2 separate regions of the Homo sapiens genome follow, and region 1 is linked to region 2. Evidence: read pairs that join two places in POLR2A ChIA-PET (ENCODE). Cell type or tissue: Caco-2. All regions are shown on one strand. Each heading gives the region's core, and the rest is flanking DNA. Links, peaks and the distances in the headings are about the cores only.

Region 1 (5,379 bases), core at 83-5,082, 1.4 Mb after region 2:
TCTTTCTTCTCCAAGAAAACATCCGGTTTTGGGGGATGGGGGGCTGGAGGCCCTGGGGACCCTGGGATGGGGAACCACGGTGGCTTCTGTGGAGGCTTCAGCAGGGGCATCGGGGGCTGGGGTCATAGCCGCGGACAGGGCCCGGGCCAAGGCCGAGGAGCTCACAGAGGCAAGACCAAGGACAAGGAGTGGACGTCTATCCCCAAGCTGGGCCACCTGGTCAAGGACATGAAGATCAAGTTCCTGGAGGAGATCTATCTCTTCTTCCTGGCCATCAAAGAGTTTGAGATCATTGACTTTTTCCTGGGGGCTTCTCTCAAGGATGAGGTTTTGAAGATCATGCCAGTACAAAAGCAGACCCACGCCAGCCAGCGCACCAGGCTCAAGGGATTTATTGTCATCGGTGACTATAATGGTATGTCGATCTGGGTGTTAAGTGCTCCAAGGAGGTGGCCACGCCATCCGCGGGGCCATCATCCTGGGCTAGCTCTCCATTGTCCCCATGTGCAGAGGCTACTGGGGGAGCAAGATCGGCAAGCCCCACACCGTCCCTTGTAAGGTGACAGGCCACTGTGGCTCTGTGCTGGTGCACTTCATCCCTGCACCCAGGGGCACTGGCATCATCTCGGTCCCCATGCCCAAAAGCTGCTGCTGATGGCGGGTATCTATGACTGCTACGCCGCAGCTGCACTGCCACCCTGGGAAACTTCGCCAAGGCCACCTTTGATGCTATCTCTAAGACCTACAGCTACCCGACCCCCAACCTCTGGAAGGAGACTGTATTCACCAAGTCTCCCTAGAATTCAGGAATTCAGGTCAGGAATTCACTGACTACCTTGTCAAGACCCCATCAGAGTCTCTGTGCAGAGGACTCAGGCTCCAGCTGTGGCTACAACATAGGGTTTTTATACAAGAAAAATAAAGTGAATTAAGCTTGAAAAAAAAAAAGAGAGGGGAGGCTTCAAGGATGAAATCTGGCTCTTGCCCTCACAGTGCCTATCATGTCACTGGAAAAGACAAGGCAAAGAGGCATGAAATACCAAATTGCTGATTCAAGATGCGTACACACTGATCACCTTCTATGTTCCCAACACTGGCCTAGGCACTGCATGTGTCTTGGAGTTATCCCCGTCTCCTCTCTCTGACATCCTGCCACCCATCCATCACCAAATCCTGTTGGCTTTCCCTTCGACATATACCCACAATCTGACCATTCTCACCTCCTCCACTGCCCGCACCGCCCCCCGCCCCACCGTGGTCCAAACCACCATCATCTCCCACCTAGATCAGAGGTTAGTAAGCTATAACCCAGGGGCCAAATCTGGCCTGTCGCCTGTTTGTGTAAATAAAGTTTTATTAGAACACATCTATGTTCATGCAATTACATCCTGTCTGCTGCAGCTTTTGTGCTACTGCAGGAGAACTGAGTAGCTGAGACAGGTCCACTATGATGTGCAAAGCCAAAAATATTTACTATCTGGTCCTTTACAGAAGTTTGTTGACCCCTGGTGTAGGCTACTACAGTCACCTCCTCACTCTTCCTGCTCCTATCCTTATCTAGCCCCTATCCTCCCAGCCTAGTCTCCAGCCAGCAGCCAGAGGGATCCTGTTCAACCCTAAGTCAGATCACGTCCCGCTCCTGCTCAAATCCCCACAATGGATATCACCTCCCTCCAAATAAAAGCACAGTCCTCACAGTGGAACCTGGCTCCATGTGGTCTGCCCACCCTCAGGTTCATCACCTCCCTGACCTCATCTCCTACCCTCTCCTCACTACACTGCCCACACAGTGGCTTCCTGCAGCTCACTGCAGCCTCCGCCTCTCAGGTCAGTGATTCTCCTGCCTCAGCCTCCCAAGTAGCTGGGATTACAGGCATGCGCCACCATGCCTGGCTAATTTTTGTATTTTTAGTAGAGACAGGGTTTCACCATGTTGGCCAGACTGGTCTCGAACTCCTGACCACAAGTGATCCGCCCACCTTGGCCTCCCAAAGTGCTGGGATTCCAGGCATGAGCCACCGTGGCTGGCCTGGAATAGTTTTAGATTTACAGAAAAGTTGCAAAGATAGTACAGAGAGTTCCCATACACCCCACACCCACTTTCTCCTTTTGTTAACTTCTTACATTAGTATGCTGCATTTGTCAAAACTAATAAGCAGATAGTGCTGTGTTAACTACTGTCAATTACTTATTCAGATTTTTAAGGCTTTCCCTGTACTGTTCTTGGACTGTTTCAGGATCCAAGGTGGATATCACATGACACGTAGTTGTCCTGTCTCCTTAGGCTTCTCTGGTTTGTGACAGTTTCTCAGGCTTTCCTTGCTTTTGAGGACGGTGTGAAGGAGAACTGGTCAGGTATTTTGTAAAATGTTTGTCAACTGGGATTTTTCCGATGTTTTTCTCATGATGACACCGGGTTCCTGGGTTTTGGGAAGGTCACAGATGGGGAGTGCCATTCTCTTCATATCACATCAAGGGTAAATATTATCAACATGACTAATCACTGTTGATGTTGACCTTGATCACCTGGCTCAGGTGGTCTTCATCAGGGTTCTCCACTCCGAAGTTACTATTCCCCTCATCTATATTGTACTCTTTGGAAAGAAGTCACTATGCGTGGCTCACACTATGGGTGTAGTATCTACATAAGTTACCTGGAATTTTTCTGTGTGGGAGATTTGTTTAGTCTCCCCACTTATTTATTTATGCAATCATTTATCTACATCAGCATAGACTCATACATACTTATTTTATACTTTGGGTTAGAATCTGATATTACATTATTTATTTTATTATTCCAGCTTTTATTTTATTTTGCTCTCCTTTTTATTTATTGTTCCAGATTTGGCCATTGGGATCTGATATTATATTATTTATTTTATTACTCCAGCTTTTGTTTTATTTTGTTGTTCTTTTTATCTTTCTGGATTTGGCCATTGGGAACTCTTTTCAGTTGGATCCTGTGTTCCTCTGGCATAACGTATCACTTTGGGTTTTCCTGAGCAATTCCTTACTTTACGGTGCTAAAAGATGCTCTGGGATAATCATATAGTTCTTGGCCCAGCCCTAGAATCAGCCATTTCTCCATGGAGCTCTGGTTCCTTTTTCTTGCAGCGTGGTATTAGAAACTGTTATCTGAGTATCCTCATTGCTACAAGGGTGTCATCGTTCCTGGGCTCAGGTAACACAGCAAGGTCTTCAGTTTCCTTTTTTTTTTTTTGAGACAGAGTTTCACTCTTGTCACCCAGGCTGGAGTGCAGTGGGGTGATCTCGGCTCACTGCAACCTCCATCTCCTGGGTTCAAGCGATTCTCCTGCCTCAGTCTCCCAAGTAGCCGGCATTACAAATGCCTGCCACCACATCTGGCTAATTTTTTGTATTTTTAGTAGAGATGGGGTTTCATCATGTTGACCAGGCTGGTCTCAAACTCCTGACCTCAGGTAATCCCACCCACCTGGGCCTTCCAAAGTGCTGAAATTACAGGCGTGAGCCACTGCACCCAGACAGTCTTCAGTGTTTTTTAAAAAATTACAAAATATGGTTATTCTATCTGCTTGCAGGTGTGTTACGAGGCAAGGGGCAGGTGTCAAATAAATGATACCAATTATAGTCCAGACCCCTCTTTTCACCAGTGTGGAAACTAAAGCTCAGACAGGATCTGCAGAAAACTTCTGTAAAGAGTCACAGGGCATGGATGAAGGTAGGTGCTGGGATCGCAGGGGCCTTCCAACTTCAGCAGCGACGACCGCAATTTGTCCATTTGTCATATGCGCTGTAACTCCAGTGTCAGCTTTAGGGTGATGTTAGTCTTATAAAATGTGTGGGAGAGCATTCCATCTTTTTCTTTGCTCTGTAGTTTATGCTGGATGAGATTTATCCTTTCCTTGAAGTTTTGTTGGAACTCTTGTTTAAAACCAGTGGGACCTGGTGCCTTTTTTGGTGGGGGCACCAAAAACGCACTTTCTCTTTAATGATTTAACAAATTTTCATGATCTTTGGTTTGTTGTATTTATTTTTATTTCCACTTGGGCTAATTTCAGTAATTTGTGTCTTCCTGAAAAGTGTCAATCTCACCTAGATTTTCAAATTCATTGGTAAAACAGTGTGCCTGGCATTCTTGTAATTAAAAGAAACAACCTCCCCTGGATTTTAGTAATGTCCACCCTTTCATTCTGGATGTTGTTTATTGATCTCTCTCTTTTCCCCTTTGATTAAGCTTGCTAAAGCCTTATCTATTTTAACGGTCTTTCCAATTATTCTTATGAATTTTCCTGTTTTTCTAACAAATGTCATTTAGGACTGTAAATGCCAATCTGGACTGCCCTTCTGCATCCCACAGGTATGATACTTAGTACTCTTTTTTTTTTTTTTTTTTTTTTTTTTTGAGACGGAGTCTTGCTCTGTCACCAAGGCTGGAGTGCAGTTGTGCAATCTCGGCTCACTGCAACCTCCGCCTCCTGGGTTCAAGTGATTGTTCTGCCTCAGCCTCCTGAGTAGCTGGGACTACAGCGTGCACCACTATGCCTGGCTAATTTTTGTATTTTTAGTAGAGATGAGGTTTCACCATCTTGGCCAGTCTGGTCTCGAACTCCTGACCTCAAGTGATCTGCCCTCCTCAGCTTCCCAAAATGCTGGAATTACAGGCATGAGCCACCATCCCCAGCCGATACTTAGTATTACTGTTGTTGCACGTTGCTGATCAGTAAACTCAGTGACAAATACTTATCAAAACCTGTTCTGATTGAGCTGGTGACAGCTGGGGTTTCTCAAACTCTCCTGCTGTGGTTTGATTCCATTACTTTTTGTCTTTGGCTGCTTGGAGACATGAATGCAGAAATTGTTGACAAATTTGCGTTAGAAAAATGATGCTCATCAGGGCCCCGATGAACTTCCTGGCTGCTCCTTCTCCTCTGAGGCAGGTATATTTTTCAAGTGAGATTGCTTAATGCTGCCTCCAGACTAGCCAGAGAGGAGTCTACTCCCTGGGAGGGAAACCTGGGCCACATCTCTTGTGCTAAGTGTTTAACTTATCTTAAGAGCGCTAAAGAGGCTGTGGCCTGAATTGTATTAATGACCATTGGGCAGGATGCTTTGGAGAGAGTTCAGTGTTAACACAGTGACATATTATTTTCCTGATGGCTCCTAAAGCTATCAGGATAAATCACACGTTTAGCAACCAGGCTCATGTGTCAGGCAAGCAGCCATGGCTGCCCTGATTTCAGCAACTTCTGAGTCTCTCCGGCATGGTCTTTCCTAAAGCCCTGGCTGCATCTTGAAATGCTCCCCTTCCAGCCTGCCCGAATGCCTGGCCATTCCTGCGTCAGGCTAGGGATACCTTTTGCCAAAGATCTTTAGCGTTACCTTGTTTCTCCTGAAAGG
Region 2 (5,379 bases), core at 229-5,228:
GCCAGAAAATTGCAAAAAGGTCCTCTGGGCTGAGAAGAAAAACACAAATGCAACCTTAGCTCTTACCCTGAAGGAACACTGGACAAGGAGTCCAGCCGCTGGGTTCAGATACCCTGGGCCAGGCAGCTTGTGTCTGTCTCCCTGAGTTCTCCATGGAGGCAACACTTTCAGAAGAGTGTACCGTTCATTCATTCATCTGCTCTTTACAGAGCAGCTCCTACGTGTCAGGCACGCTCTAGGCACCAGCGATGCAGCTGTGGATGAAACAGACCAGGGCCGTTTTCCGGGAGCTGATGTTCCAGGGGAGTTCAGGGGCAGTGAACAATAGGCACAGCCTGCCCCACCACAGATACAGTCACATAGACATACATGTGCATGCACATATGCCACACAAACATGTACATACATATATGAGTATGTGTGCTATTCTAGGTAGTAATAGATGCCATAAAAAACAAGCAATAAAGCAGGGCTTTTCAATCAAGTGTCTAGGGCCTACTTTACTTTAGATCATGGGGGCGTGGAAGTCCTCTCTGAAGTGTGCCATTTGAGCACAGGCTTGGAGGAATCAAAGGAGTCTTTCAGGTGCACATCTGGGGGAAGCATGCTCCAGTTGGAGGGAACAGCCGGTGCAGAGGCCCTCCATGTGGTAGGAGTGTGCCTGGCATGTTCTAGAATGAACAAGAATGCCTGTGTGGCCACTGTAGTGGAGTGAGCAAGGGGGAGGATGGTCTGAGTTATGTGGGGGCCTTGAATGTTGTGATCCTGGGGTGACCAACCCTCCTGGTTTGCCTGGACTGAGGTTTGCCAGGACACAGGACTTTGAGTGATACAACTGGGGCAGTCTTCAGAAAGCTGGGACAAGTCGTTCACTCTACACGATACGGAATTTTGGATTGTGTTCTGATGAGATGGGACATGCCCAGGGGTTTTGGACAGAGGATTTGGTAGCGAGTACCTCTGGCTGTGTGTGAAGAATGAACTGCATGGAGAACAGGAGTGGAGTTGGGGAGATGAGAGAGGAGGCACTGCTGCGGTCTGGTGTGAGGTGATGGATGCCTGGGCTGTGGTATTCATGGTGGAGGTGAAAGAGGTGGCTAGACCACTGGAAGGGCTGAGTTGCCGTTTACTATTGAGGTAGGAGACAGGACTCAACTCGAGAGGCAGGGCTCAGACACCAGATCAAATTGGGGACTAGCTGAAACAGGGCCAGGGCAAAAGTAGCTTTCTATCAGACACACCCCCACCAGTGTGCCATGTCAACTTACTGTTGCCATAACACCTGAGAGTTACTGCCCCTTTCCATGGCAATGACTCGGTGATCCAAAGGTTACTACCCCTTCCCCCAAAATTTCTGCGTAAACTGCCCCTTAACTTGTGTGCAATTAAAGGTGGGTATGAATGTGACTGCAAAACTGTCCTGAGCTGCTACTCTCTGCCTATGGGGTAGCCCCGCTCTGCAGAAGCAGTCACAGAGCTGTAATACTTCAGCTGTAACACTGCTGCTACAATAAAGCTGTTTTCTTCTACCTCTGGCTTGCCCTTGAATTCTTTCCTGGGCAAAGCCAAGAACCCTCTCAGGCTAAGCTCCACTTTGGAGCTTCCCTGGCCTACATCACTATGGTAAGTAAGATGGTGAGAGGGGTAGGCTTTCGGGGAGATGAGATTTCAGAAACGTGCAGTGGTGTGCCATGGTCCCAAGCTGGATGTTGGGGGTTCCTGCTCTTGGTTTCCACAGCCTCCGTAAGATCAGGTCCACTCTGACCTTACAGCACGACCACCACTCCCCTTCCTGAAATCCTATTCTGAGGTCACCCAAGGGAGTCTGTATTTCCTCTTTGCAAGGCCCAGCCTGCGTCGTATCCTGGGATGTCAAGGTTTATTTGTGATAAGGATGGGTGGCCCTCACAGTTCATGGGGGGATGAATTGTTGAAAATCTCACTGGTGGCCCCGAGTCCCATTTTGGACCTATTTTGGAGAGTTATCTTGGTAACCACCTGTCCAGATGTGTTTGTTGGAATTTCTACATCTGTTAAAGAGAGTGTGAACTTTAAAGAGGGACATCATTTGCTGGAAGAAAGTTGCTGAGTCTTCAGATGCTGTTGACTGGGGGAAAAGAGGGATAGGGCGTTTATGGACATGCAGTTTATTACAACAAAACATCTTAACATTCATCTCTACTGACATAAAAATACTTCCATACAGTCTGAAAGAGCAGTTGAAGTAACAGTAATGTGTTTCTTTACATAAATCTAAAGTGGAGATACCTGGCTTCTAAATTATTCTTTCATTTGTGCCATGACATTTACAAAGCCCCTGTTAAGTGTAAGGCCCTGGGCTCAGGAGGAGAGAAATGACTTAGATCTTATTCTCCTTGGGCCCATGGCTCATGGGGGCGATACGACATAAATGGCACACACGATACAGCGGGTTAGTCTGGTGAGAAAAGTCCCTGAGGCTCCGAGAAGGGGGGAATTGCTGGTTGCTGGGGGGATCAGAGAAGGATTTTTGGAAAAGATGCTGTGTCGATTAGCTTGCTTTTTGCCTGCAAGTAACTGAAACCTCTAATGACTCTAACATGGTAAGGGAACTTGTTATCTCCCAGTTCAAAGACCAGCCAGGAGCTGGACCTCTGGGGAGGTTGATTCAGCAGCTTTACGATGTCCGCAGAGATCCAGGGTTAATTGGCCTCCGCTTTGCTGCTCACTCTATTGGCTATGTTCTGAGGTTGGTTCACCTCCTCGTCACAAGACCGCTGCCACCAGCGTGTGAGGCCACATGGCAGTATGTGCAGGCCCATTGGGTAAAGACAGGAGAAAAACTCCCCCAAAGCATGCACTACAAGTCCTTTCCTTTAGTGTATTTGGCCTATTTTGGCATACCTGCCCCCAGCCCTGGGCAAATACCAATCAGCAGGGGCATATGCCGTATGCGAACAGGCTCAGACTGAACAGAATCACCCTGGAGTGGAGGATCCTAGGCCACAGGGGTTGCATGGGAAGAGGTGAACCCCTTGACAACACTGAAGTTATCTTAGGAAAGGAGAATGTGAGCTTGTTCTCCCATTTTTGCCCTGTAAGGATGTAGCAAGAAGGTGCCATAAGTGAGCCAGGAAGCAGGCCCACACCAGACATTGAATTTGCTGGTGCCTCGATCTTGGGCTTCCCAGCCTCTAGAGCTGTGGGACATAAATTTTTGTTGTTTAAGCCACCTGGTCAATAATATTTTGTTATAGCAGCCCAAACTGATTTAAGACTCTGTCTTAGTCCATTTATGCTGCTATAAAGGAATACCTGAAGCTGGGTAATTGATAAAGAGGTTTGTTTGGCTCATGGTTCTACAGGCTATACAGGAAGCATGGTGCCAGCGTCTGCTTCTGGTGAGGCCTCAGGCTGCTTGCACTCATGGCATGGGAAGGGAGCTGGTGTATGCAGATCACGTGGTGAGAGGAGAGGGGTGCCAGGCTTTTTTAACTAGTCATTTCTCACAGGAACTCATAGACTAAGAAGCCATTACCATGGGGAGGGTATGAAGCTCTTCATGAGGCAGCTGCCCCATGACCCAAACACCTCCCTTTAGGCCCCAACTCCAACTTTGGGGACCCCACTTCAGCGTGGGATTTGGAGGGGTCCAATATCCAAACTCTTATCACACACCCTCCCAGGAATCACCTTTCCAATGTCTCTCTCTTGTTGGGGTGGAGGCCAGGGACTCTTGTGGATGTTTGCACACTCGCTTTGAAGCTGTAGAACTGCAGCCATGATTCTGAGAGCTCTGGAAAAGTCTGTTCACTGTCCTGTTATGCTGGATTCACTGTCTCAGAAGAGGACTGTTTCCTGGAAAGAGGCACTTGGAGCAATATTGGTATCTGGGGCTGTCGCTGAGGCCCCTCTTCCATCACAGAGCACCGTCAGTGGTCAGTGGTGTGGGCCTTGTGCTGGCCGGGGGTCCTGGAAGTGGCTCTGCTGTCCTGCAGCCATGGGCCCAGGGAGCATTGATTCTGCCCAGCCTGGCTCTGTTCATCTGTGAGCTGAATCCCAATAGCATCGTTGAGTTCAGGTGATGATTAAGTAAGTTCACACACCCGGAGAGCTCAGAACTGCACTCCCCGGTCTAAAGTAAGCACGGTGTGTGTCAGCCCATTGTCGTCTGCTGGTGCCAGTCAGGGTCCCAGATGAGTTGGGTCAAGAGGCAGCCCAGAATCAGGGCTTTGAGCTTAGGAAGTGAGATTTCTGTAGGAACGCTTTGATATTTAGCCTGTAATGGGCAGCTTTGCTTCTAATCACTCTTGAGAGACAAGCCATCAAACATTGGTTATCCCTAAACTGAGAGCAGAAAGGGCTGAAGGGAGGAATGGTGGCCCTGGCTCCCCCTGCCATGCACCCGCTCTGCCAGCTGATGACAGATGCAGATGGATGGAGGACATTCCAAAGTCGAGGCTCAGGGCTGCTGCCTTTTCTCCTTCTGCTTCTTAATTTAAAAGAATTTATCCCAGAGTCTTCGTTACTACAGATTCCCTGACACTCTGCTGTGGGCTAATTTTTGAATAAAGCATCATGTTTTTTGAGTGCTTTTCTCCTCTGGGTATCCTCTTTTATCTTGAAGCCAGGAAGAAACATATGCTCTCGCTCATTTTTAAACCTTTCCGTCTTCCCTTCATTTTCTGGCTAAACGTCTGGATTTGTGTTTATCTTTCTCTTTCAGGGATGGTGGGTGCTTAAGTTCTGCAGGTTGTGAAGCAGGCTGTAAACACAGGTGACATTATTATTACAACCCCCCATGCTGCCGAGGGGGCGCTGCTCCCACCTGCAGTCCCAGGCCACTTTGATTCATCACGTGCCCCACAAATGTCACTGAGTACCTACTGGGTCCTGGGCGCTGGGTGCTGGGGATGCAGCAGTGGCCAGCACTGCCAGCATCCCTGTCCTCTTGGGACTTACATTCCAGGAGGGGAGAGTGACCTAACAGATGGGAGGGGGTGGCTGATGTTGGACTGGGGTGTCGGGAGGGCTTTTGAGGTGGTGCCGCTTGATCTTCGTAACGAGGAGGAGCCAGTTGAGGGTGGGCATATTCAGGGACGGTCACTCTTGATAGAAGGACCTAAGGTGGGACAAGCTGAGGTGGAGAGTAGGACACTGCAGTGAGGCTGGAGTGACCGAGGGCAAGTGTGAGGGGAGCCTGGGCAGAGATGGGAACTGAGAGGAGGCAGGACCTGATCAGTCTGTCCTGTGATGGGGGCACTGGAGGGTTGTGGTCAGAGAGGTGCCTGGAGCTGATTCAGCATGAGAAGGATTCCTCTAACTGCTGTGTGGGGAAGGGGATGCTCATGAGCAGGAAGGGAGGCCAGGGCAAGGCTGGGCAGCCATCCAGGATTAGCA

The links. ChIA-PET counts read pairs that join two places held together with the same protein. Peaks named below come from ENCODE experiments on the same cell type or tissue, not always from the same donor. Only the 100,000 strongest peaks of a DNase experiment are listed, where the experiment ranks them.
Region 1: POLR2A ChIA-PET joins it to region 2 with 5 read pairs; 2 of 35 experiments call an interaction of 5 or more read pairs at or near these places.

Annotation. Positions count from the first base shown.
Region 1 is chr20:47,156,359-47,161,737 of GRCh38, reverse strand. All of the region lies in intron 10 of EYA2 (EYA transcriptional coactivator and phosphatase 2), which reads right to left. It also overlaps the pseudogene RPS2P54. Among named protein-coding and RNA genes, the nearest start is that of MIR3616, 7.9 kb to the left of the region's middle. In Caco-2, for the core only: no CTCF peak of the experiment used is centred there; no DNase peak of the experiment used is centred there.
Region 2 is chr20:48,545,185-48,550,563 of GRCh38, reverse strand. The region is part of intron 1 of LOC105372646 (a long non-coding RNA gene); the gene reads left to right. Among named protein-coding and RNA genes, the nearest start is that of LINC00494, 190 kb to the right of the region's middle. In Caco-2, for the core only: no CTCF peak of the experiment used is centred there; a DNase peak (open chromatin) is centred at 2,713.